2 separate regions of the Homo sapiens genome follow, and region 1 is linked to region 2. A link is an interaction called in ENCODE POLR2A ChIA-PET data of the cell type or tissue named here. Cell type or tissue: Caco-2. All regions are shown on one strand. Links, peaks and the distances in the headings refer to the core of each region. The heading gives the core; the rest is flanking DNA. Region 1 overlaps XIAP (X-linked inhibitor of apoptosis). Region 2 has its middle 57 kb from the start of XIAP.

The links. ChIA-PET counts read pairs that join two places held together with the same protein. Peaks named below come from ENCODE experiments on the same cell type or tissue, not always from the same donor. Only the 100,000 strongest peaks of a DNase experiment are listed, where the experiment ranks them.
Region 1: POLR2A ChIA-PET joins it to region 2 with 12 read pairs; 8 of 35 experiments call an interaction of 5 or more read pairs at or near these places.

The regions. Positions count from the first base shown.
Region 1 is chrX:123,862,247-123,867,621 of GRCh38, reverse strand. All of the region lies in intron 1 of XIAP (X-linked inhibitor of apoptosis), which reads right to left. Among named protein-coding and RNA genes, the nearest start is that of XIAP, 4.9 kb to the right of the region's middle. In Caco-2, for the core only: no CTCF peak of the experiment used is centred there; no DNase peak of the experiment used is centred there.
Region 2 is chrX:123,800,739-123,806,113 of GRCh38, reverse strand. No RefSeq gene overlaps it. Among named protein-coding and RNA genes, the nearest start is that of XIAP, 57 kb to the left of the region's middle. In Caco-2, for the core only: no CTCF peak of the experiment used is centred there; a DNase peak (open chromatin) is centred at 2,403.

The DNA of each region.
Region 1 (5,375 bases), core at 292-5,291, 61 kb before region 2:
GGCGGGCGGATCACAAGGTCAGGAGTTCAAGACTAGCCTGGCCAACATGGGGAAACCATGCCTCCACTAAAAATACAAAAATTAGCCGGGCGTGGTAGCACATGTCTATAATCCTAGCTACTCAGGAGGCTCAGGCAGGAGAATCACTTGAACCCAGGAGGCGGAGATGCAGTGAGCTGAGATTGTGCCACTGCACTCCAGCCTGGGGGACAGAGTGAGACTCTGTCTAAAAAACCAAACCAAACCAAAAAAAAAAAAAAGACTGCTGGGCGCAGTGGCTCACACTTGTAATCCCAGCACTTTGGGAGGCTGAGGCGGGCTAATCACGAGGTCAGGAGATGGAGACCATGGTGAAACCCCGTCTCTACTAAAAATACAAAAACATTAGCCAGGCGTGGTGGCGGGCACCTGTAGTCCCAGCTACTTAGAGAGGCTGAGGTAGGAGAATGGCATGAACCCAGGAGGCGGAGGTTGCAGTGAGCTGAGATCGCACCACTGCACTCCAGCCTGGGCGACAGAGCGAGACTCCGTCTCAAAAAAAAAAACAGAAATGTTAACTATAGAATGTTGAAGGGGGGGGGGGGATTAAAACAACCTGTAGACAATATGATCGTCATTATTCTATTTCATAAATTTTCTATAATAAACACATATCTCTGGCCAGGCACGGTGGTTCATGCCTGGAATCCCAGCACATTGGGAGGCCGAGGCGGGCAGATCACATGAGGTCAGGAGCAAGACTCCGTCTCAGAAAAATAAATAAATACATAAAATAAAATAAGCCAGGTGTGGTAGCACACCTGTAGTCCCAGCTACTTGGGAGGCTGAGGCAGAAGAATCGCTTGAACCTGGGAGGCGGAGGTTCAGTGAGCCAAGATCTCACCACTGCACTCCAGCCTGGGTGACAGAGCTAGACTCTGTCTGAAAAATATATATATTATATATGTAATATATTTTACATATTATATTGTGTTATATATTATATATATTTTACATATATTGTATTATATATTATATATAATATATTATACATGTAATATATTATATACTATATTATATATATCATACATTATTATATACATATTATATATTTTGATATTATATATGATATATCATATATTATATATTAATCATATATAATATATTGTATATAATATAATTTATATCATATATATTATATATCATGTATAATATATATTATATAATATATATAGAAACACATATTTCTTTTATAACTTAAAATACTCAAAGGCCGGCACAGTGGCTCATGCCTGTAATCCTGGCACTTTGGGAGGCCAAGGCGGGCAGATCACATGAGGTCAGGAGTTCAAGACCAGCCTGGGCAACATGGTGAAATCCTGTCTCTACTTAAAATACAAAAAAGGCTGGGTGTGGTGGCTCACACCTGTAATCCCAGCACTTTGGGAGGCTGAGGTGGGTGGATCACGAGGTCAGGAGTTCGAGGCCAACCTGGTTAACATGGTGAAACCCCGTCTCTACTAAAAATACAAAAATTAGCCAGTTGTGGTGGCGTGCGCCTGTAATCCCAGCTACTCGGGAGGCTGAGGCAGGAGAATTGCCTGAACCCAGGAGGCGGAGTCTGCAGTGAACAGAGATCGCAGCCATTGCACTCCAGCTCTGGGCGACAGAGCAAGACTCTGTCTCCGAGGGGAAAAAAAGAGATACCAAAAAAAAAAAAATTAGCCAGGTGTGGTAGCACACGCCTGTAATCCCAGCTACTTGGGAGGCTGAGTCACCAGAATTACTTGAACCCAGGAGGTGGAGGTTGCAGTGAGCTGGGATCATGCACTGAACTCCAGCCTGGGTGACACAGCAAGACAATGTCTCAAAAACAAATAAATAAAATAAAATATTCAAAATACCCTTTTATTTTTTTTGAGTCGGAGTCTCGCTCTGTAGCTCAGGCTGGAGTGCAGTGGCGCAATCTCGGCTCACTGCAAGGTCCGCCTCCCGGGTTCACACCATTCTCCTGCCTCAGCCTCCCAAGTAGCTGGGACTACAGGCGCCTGCCACCACGCCCAGCTAATTTTTTGTATTTTTTTTTTTTTTTAGCAGAGAGGGGTGCCAGGATGGTCTAGATCTCCTGACCTCGTGATCCGCCCGCCTCAGTCTCCCAAAGTGCTGGGATTACAGGCGTGAGCCACCACGCCCGGCCTTAAAATACCCTTTTTATGTTTTGAATTCAACACCTAAAATAACATATCAAAAATGTGAACATGTAAAGAAAGATGGGGTCATTGACATGCACAATCCCACAGCTAATTGGAAACAAAGTCAATAACCTGTACTGTGGTACCCAACGTAGGGCTCTTTCCAAACACTGTAGCACATGACCTCTAAGATACAGAAACAGTATTTGTTAAATTCTAAAGTATTTTTTATCTTATCACTACTGTTTGTCTCTTCATATCTACTCACACAATGTCCTTTAATAGTGCTAACAGGTTACATTTTATAAAACTATTACCAGATTATCTCACAGAGATAAAGCTTGAGAATTGACAGCTCATGATAATCTCCCAGCCTCAAAAGAACAATGGAAAAACAAACAAACACACAAAAGCAAAATAAAAACAGACGAACATAAAAAAGCAAAAAAAAAAAAAAAAGAAGAAAGGCGGCCTGGTGTGATGGCTCGCGCCTGTAATCCCAGCACTTTAGGAGGCCAACGCAGGCAGATCACGAGGTCAGGAGAATGCGACCATCCTGGCTAACATGGTGAAACCCTGTCTTTACTAAAACACACACACACACACACACGGTGAAACCCTGTCTTTACTAAAACACACACACACACACACACACACACACACACACACACACACACACACACGAGAATGCGACCATCCTGGCTAACATGGTGAAACCCTGTCTTTACTAAAACACACACACACACGGTGACACCCTGTCTTTACTAAAACACACACACACACACACACACACACACACACACACACACACACACTCTAAGCCGGGTGTGGTGGCGGGTGCCTGTAGTCCCAGCTACTTGAGAGGCTGAGGCAGGAGAATGGCGTGAAGCCGGGAGGCAGTGCCTGCAGTGAGCCAAGATCGCGCTACTGCACTCCAGCCTGGGCAACAGAGCCAGACTCCGTCGTCTCAAAAAAAAAAAAAAAAAAAAAAAAAACAGAAGAAAGGCATTTGTTTTGCCATATTTATCCTTGGAATCCTACCACATACTACAATGAATGCCTGGAACACATTAAGTGCTCAATGAATGTTTATTTCATAAACTGTAGGTTTTGCTCTCTGCTAATACTACCTACCAGACTTAAATATTAGACCAAACAAAAACAGTGAAATATCATTATTTTATCGCTAAACATTTACAATATAAATACAGGATTTACTAAAGAAATTAATGTTTACAATGAAATAAAAGGAGAACATTTATTTACTAAATTAGTAAATTTATTTAGTAAAATTTATGTTACTAAAATATTTTAAGCACTATACAAATTAGCTGGTCCATTAATTATAATAATTTTGAGAAACTGCTCACTTCCTGAAAATGAAAAAAAAAAGGAAGACAAAATAAAATAAAAACCAAAGAAAAAAATAATAATTCTTAACTATTGAAATGGTCCTGGCTAACCTTTAGATATTATTACTTTGTCAGCCTAGTTGGAATCATCCAATGCACTAGAAAGCAATAAAATTACAGGTATAGTACAAGGGCCACTAGACTAGAACCTAGACTCTAGTCCAAGCTTTGCTAATAATCAGATATATTACGGTGGGCAATATTTTTTTTGAGTCTTAATCTATTTCTAAAAACGAGACAGCTGGGCCAGGTGCAGTGACTCACTTTTTCACCTGAGGTCCCAGCACTTTTTCACCTGAGGTCGGGAGTTTGAGACCAGCCTGACCAACATGGAGAAACCCCGTCTCCACTGAAAATACAAAATTAGCCGGGCGTGGTGGCGCATGCCTGTAATCCCAGCTACTCGGGAGGCTGAGGCAGGAAACTGCTTGAACCTGGGAGGCAGAGGTTGAGGTGAGCCGAGATCGCACCATTGCACTCCAGCCTGGGCAACAAGAGTGAAACTCCATCTCAAAACAAAAACAAAACTAGACAGCTGAACTCCTAATCACTATAAACTGTTTTAGTCTTAACTTTTTATTTGTTTTTGAGGTGGAGTCTCACTCTGTGGCCCAGGCTGGAGTTGAATGTTGCGTTCTCAGCTCACGGCAACCTCCGCCTCATGGGCTCAAGTGGTTCTCCTGCCTCAGCCTCCCAAGTAGCTGGGACTACAGGGGTGTACCGCCACACCCAGCTAATTTTTGTATTTTTAGTAGAGATGGGGTTTCACCATGTTAGCCAGGCTGGTCTTGAACTCCTGACCTCAGGTGATCCGCCCACCTCAGCCTCCCAAAGTGCTGGGATTACAGGTGAAAGCCACCGCACTTGGCCCTAGTCTTAACTTTTTTAAAAAATATGTTCTTATCTACAAAGAGTCTACAATTCAGATTTTTGTTTCTTTGTTTTGTTTGAGACAGGGTCTCACTCTTTCGCCCAGGCTGGAGTACAGTGGCCCAATCATGGCTCACTGCAGCCTCCACCTCCCAAGGCTCAGGTGATCCTCCTGCCTCAGCTCCCCAAAGTAGCTAGGACTACAGGCACAAGCCAGCACGCCCGGCTAATTTTTGTATTTTTATTAGAGAGAGGGCTGCGCCATGTTGCCCAGGCTGCAGATATTTTCCTTGTGTCAATTTTTTTTTTTTTCGGGACAAAGGTGCACTGTTGTCACCCAGGCTGGAGTACAGTGGTGCAATCTCGGCTCACTGCAGCCTCTGCCTCCTGGGTTCAAGCAGTTCTCCTGCTTCAGCCTCCCATGTAGCTGGTACTACAGGTGCACGCCACCACACCCGGCTAGTTTTTTTAGTAGAGGTGGGGTTTCACCATGTTGGCCAGTCTGGACTCCAACTCCTGACCTCAGGTGATCTGCCCGCCTTGGCGTCCCAAAGTGCTGGGATTACAGACATGAGCCACAGCGTCAGGTGTCAAATTTTTCTTGTGGTTTATTAAAAAAAAGGGACCTAATTAGCCAGGTGTGGTGGTGGGCACCTGTAATCCCAGCTACTTGGGAGGCTGAGGCAGAAGAATCACTTGAACCTGGGAGGCGGAGGTTGCAGTGAGCTGAGATGGTGCCATTGCACTCCAGCCTGGGAAACAAAAGCGAAACTCTGTCTCAAAAAAAAAAAAAATGGACTGGCCAGGCGAGGTGGCTCATACCTTTAATCCCAGCACTTTGGGAGGCCGAGGCGGGTGCATCACCTGAGGTCAGGAGTTCGAGATCAGCCTGGCCAACATGGGGAAACCCGGTGTCTACTAA
Region 2 (5,375 bases), core at 225-5,224:
GCCTAACCAATTTTTTTGAAAGAAGCACTGAATAAAACAACTATTTACAACATTTGCTTTTTATTTTATTTTTTTATTTTTATTTATTTTTTTGACACAGTCTCACTCTGTCACCCAGGCTGGAATGAAGTGGCGTGAGATCTTGGCTCACGGCAAACTCCAGCTCCCAGGACCAACAATTCTCGTGCCTCAGCCTCCTGAGTAGCTGGGATTACAGACCTGTGCCACCAAGCCTGGATAATTTTTGTATTTTTAGTAGAGACAGAATTTCGCCATGTTGGCCAGGCTGGTCTCAAACTACTGGTCTCAAGTGATCCACCTGCCTCGGCCTCCAAAAGTGCTGGGATTACAGGTGTGAGCCACCGCTCCCGGCTTATTTACAACATTTATATAGGATGTAGAGAATCCATAAGTTATATTGCAGAACCCAGGTTTAACAAAGTAGGAAGCAAAGGAAGGGGGTGATTTCTTGCACTTGGGTTGGAGAAGAGCAAATATTGTATGGAAAGGGCTAATTCACAGGAGGAACTATGACCTTCATTCAGGTGAGAGAAAGGGCCAGCCAGCCTGCTGGAAACCCCTCAGTAAAAAAGTTAGGGAATAAGTACCCTAACTTCATTCTCTGCCCTTTCTGAAAATCCTTGCCAGTCCCTCCCCACTGACCAAATTCAGCTGGAGAAGCCGGGCGCGGTGACTCACGCCTGTAATCCCAGCACTTTGGGAGGCCAAGGTGGGCAGATCACCTGAGGTCAGGAGTTTGAGACCAGCCTGACCAACAAGGAGAAACCCCGTCTCTACTAAAAATACAAAATTATCCAGGCATGGTGGTGCATGCTTGTAATCCCAGCTACTCGGGAGGCTGAGGCAGAAGAATCGCTTGAACTCTGGAGGCGAAGGTTGCGGTGAGCTGAGATTGTGCCATTACCCTCCAGCCTGGGCAACAAGAGTGAGACTCTGTCTCAAACAAAACAGAACAAACAAACAGACAGACAGACAAACAAACCAACCCAGCTGGAAGCCAGAGGCAATGGAGCTCACTGATGTGATGTACATAGGTCAGTCTCCCAGAGTACAGAACAGAGAAGAGAGCAGATCTAGGCCAGGCGCGGTGGCTCACACCTGTAATCCCAGCACTTTGGGAAGCCAACGCGGGTGGATCACCTGAGCTCAGCAGTTCGAGACCAGCCTGACCAACATGGTGAAACCCCGTCTCTACTGAAAATATAAAAATTAGCCGGGCGTGGTGGCACGCACCTGTAATCCCACCTGATCAGGAAGCTGAGGCAGGAGAATCACTTGAACCCAGGAGGCGGAGGTTGTAGTGAGCTGAGATCGAGGCACCGCACTCCAGCTTGGGTGACAGAGTGAGAATCTGTCTCAAAAAAAAAAAAGAGAGTGGATCTAGAGGAGCAAATCAATAAAGGACACGCAGCATAGGTCCCTATTACTCTTTCCTCTTGTTTTTTTTTTTGTTTTTGTTTTTGTTTTTGGAGTCTCGCTGTCTTGCCTGGGCTGGAGTGCAGTGGAGCAATCTTGGTTCACTGCAACCTCCACCTCTTGGGTTCAAGCGATTCTTCTACCTCAGCCTCCTGAGTAGCTGGGACCACAGGCACATGCCACCACGCCCGTATAATTTTTGTATTTTTAGTAGAGACGAGTTTTCCCCATGTTGGCCAGGCTGCTCTCCAGCTCCTGACCTCAGGTGATCCACCAACCTTAGCCTCCCAAAGTGCTGGGATTACAGGCCTGAGCCACCATGCCCTTTCCTCTTTTTTCAGTTCAGCCCAGGTCTTGAGCTGTTTGCCTCAACTTATCTTGCCTTTCATTTTCTGACCAGTTTCTGACCTTACCATCTTGTAACCCCTAAACTATTTTTTTTTTTTGAGACGGAGTCTTGCTCTGTTGCCCAGGCTGGAATGCAGTGGCCCAATCTTGGCTCACTGCAACCCCCGCCTCCTAGGTTCAAGCAAGTCTCCTGCCTCAGCCTCCTGAGTAGCTGGCACCACAGGTGTGAGCCACCACTTCTGCCTAATTTTTGTATTTTTAATAGAGATGGGGTTTCACCATGTTAGCCAGGCTGGTCTCGAACTCCTGACCTCAAGTGATCTGCCGGCCTGGGCCTCCCATAGTGCTGGGATTATAGGCATGAGCCACCACATCAGGCCTAAACTTATTCCTTTTGGAAAACTGAAGATGATTCTTGGAAGACAATGCTTGTCACTGCTTCTTACTTGTGACTTCTGGTTTCCTTCCTTCCTCATCCCTTTGATCAAGATGTTTTCATCTGCTGTGGGTTGCCTTACCCAGTACAGCATGCACTCTGGAACACCACTTAAACAAAGGCCCTCATAGGAAGTGCCCCTGCTATATTTGCTTTGGCCCTGTGAGTAGCAGCTGGATGTCACAGACTGAGATAGGAAGCACTTAATTGTGGCCGACTAATGACTCAGACGTGACACTAGTTCTGTTTACTTCCATCCCCCTTTCTTGCCTGGCAACCACTCTTATGAATAGATTAAGATCACCATGAACAAAGACACTGAACTCCAAACAACCAGGTTCAAAGGATATCTCATCAGAGGAGGGATGAAAATGATTGGAGAGACTATATGAACTTGAAAAGCTAGTATTTCTTGCCTATGCTGGATGATGAAATTTTAAAAAGAAAAAAAAGGCAGGCTAGTTAAGAGTTCTGGCACGCACAGGAAAGATAAGCTCCAATTTCAGAATAGTGGTTACCGCTGGAGAGAGAAGGAAAAGAGATACAGAAGTGAACAGGGATTTTCAACTGGGGCTATATTTTAGTATTATTATTTTTTATTTTTTTAATTTTAATTTTAATTTTTTTTTGAGATGGAGTTTCGCTCTTGTTGCCAAGGATGGAGTGCAATGGCATGATCTGGGCTCACTGCAACCTCTGCCTCCCAGGTTCAAACGATTCTCCTGCCTCAGTCTCCCGAGTAGCTGAGATTACAGGTGCCTGCCACGGCACCCAGCTAATTTTTTTTTTTTTTTTTTTTTTTTTTTGAGACGCAGTCTTGCTCTGTCGCCCAGGCTGGAGTGCAGTGGCTTGATCTCGGCTCACTGCAACCTCTGCCTCCTGGGTTCACGCCATTCTCCTGCCTCAGCCTCCGGAGTAGCTGGGACTACAGGCGCCTGCCACCATGCCCGGCTAATTTTTTGTATTTTTAGTAGAGACAGGATTTGACCGTGTTAGCCAGGATAGTCTCAATCTCCTGACCTCGTGATCCGCCCGCCTCGGCCTCCCAAAGTGCTGCGATTACAGGCGTGAGCCACCGCCCTGGCCAATTTTTTTTTTTTTTTTGAGACGAAGTCTTACTCTGTCTCCCAGGATGGAGTGCAGTGGTGCAACCTCGGCTCACTGCAACCTCTGCCTCCCAGGTTCAAGTGATTCTCCTGTCTCAGCCTCCCTAGTAGCTGAGATTACAGGTGTGTGCCACCACGCCTAGATAATTTTTGTATTATTATTAATTTTTTTAGTAGAGATGAGGTTTTACCATGTTGGCCTGGCTGGTCTTGAACTCCTGACCTCGTGATCCACCCCACCCTTGGCCTCCCAAAGTGTTGGGATGAGCCACCGAGACCGGCCTATATTTTATTTTTTAATAAACGAAATTCTGAAGCAGATAGAAGAAAATGCTAGAATTTAATAATAGTGAATGAATAAGTATTACTTATGAAATTCTTTGTTCTTTCTTATTAGAGACAGGGTCTTGCTCTGTCACCCAGGCTGGAGTGCATGGCACAATCATAGCTCACTGCAGCCAAGTGATGTTCCTAAGTAGCTAAGTCTTTGTCCTTTTCTATGTGTGGAGAGTATGGCTGAGGAAAGTAGAACAGGGAGGCCTTCCTCACAGATGTGACAAGGGAACTTAGACAGGATGTAAAGAATAGTGCAATTATTTGTCTGCAAGGGTCCAGATGTTGCACTGGAGCATGTTGCTTTAGTCCAGCTGAGGCCTCAATGAACTCCGGAATCGTGATAACACTGGCAGGGTGGAGGCTGTATAAAGGCTGCATGTCTAGCCTTGCTCTACAAAGGAGACAGTTCTCTGTAGTAGATAGGAGCCAGTCTATAAAGCCAGCCTGCTTGGGGCCAGATCTTGGTTCTGGCACTTACTAGCTGTGTCACTTCACTTCTCTGTATCTCAGTTTCCTCATCTGTGAATGTGATGAGAATGTCACCCTACATCAACAGGTTGTTGTGAGGATTATGGCCACAAACTAAATTTTATGCTATTTTTTGCCATCTATTATCCTTCCAGATGAGCTGAACAAATGGGAACAGTTCTCTAGCATAAGGATTGGCAAACTTTAAATTTTCCTTTTCCTTCTTTCTTTCCTTCCTTTCTTCCTTCCTTCCTTCCCTCCCTCCCTCCTTCCCTCCTTCCCTCCTTCCTTCCCTCCTTCCTCCCTCCCTCCTTCCCTCCTTCCATCCCTCCCTCTCTCCTTCCTTTCCCCCTCCCTCCTTCCCTCCCTCCCTCCCTCCTTCCCTCCCTCCCTCCTTCCCTCCTTCCTTCCCTCCTTCCTCCCTCCCTCCTTCCCTCCTTCCATCCCTCCCTCTCTCCTTCCTTCCTTCCTTCCTTCCTTCCCCTCTCTCTCTCTTTCTTTCCTTTTTTTTGAGACTGAGTCTCACCTTGTCATCCAGGCTGCAGTGCAGTGACAAAATCACTGCAGCCTTGACCTCCCGGGCTCAAGCAATTCTTCTACCTCAGCATCCTGAATAGCTGGGACTACAGGTGCTCAACAGCACGCCTGCCTAATTTTTTTTTTTTTTTTTTTTTTGAGACGGAGTCTCCCTCTGTCGCCCAGGCTGGAGTGCAATGGCATGATCTCAGCTCACTGCAACCTCCGCCTCCTGGGTTCAAGCGAGTCTCCTATCTCAGCCTCCCGAGTAGCTGGGATTACAGGCATGCACCACCACGCCCGGCTGATTTTTGTATTTTTAGTAGAGATGAGGTTTCACTATGTTGGCCAGGCTGGTCTCGAACTCCTGACCTCAGGTGATCTGCCTGCCTCGGTCTCCCAAAGAGCGAGATTCGGTCTCAAAAAAAAAATGGTGGACAGCCTAGATTATTTGGGGTGAGTGGTACACATGCCTAGGCTCTGTTTGGACTCTTACTAAAAACTATACTGTCCCTTTCTTCAATAAAGAAGACATTTTGTTTCCTTAATACAAGCTGGGGACCATATCTCCACCATTGCGACCCTCCCTAAGCAGATTCTGCTCGTATCCCTCCACTTGCATTACCCCAAGACTCAGGACTTGCTTTCAAAACAGGATCTCCTCAGTCATACCATTAATACTTCAGAAAACTCTCCATCCTGTTGAAGAACTATAGGGAGTCTCAGCC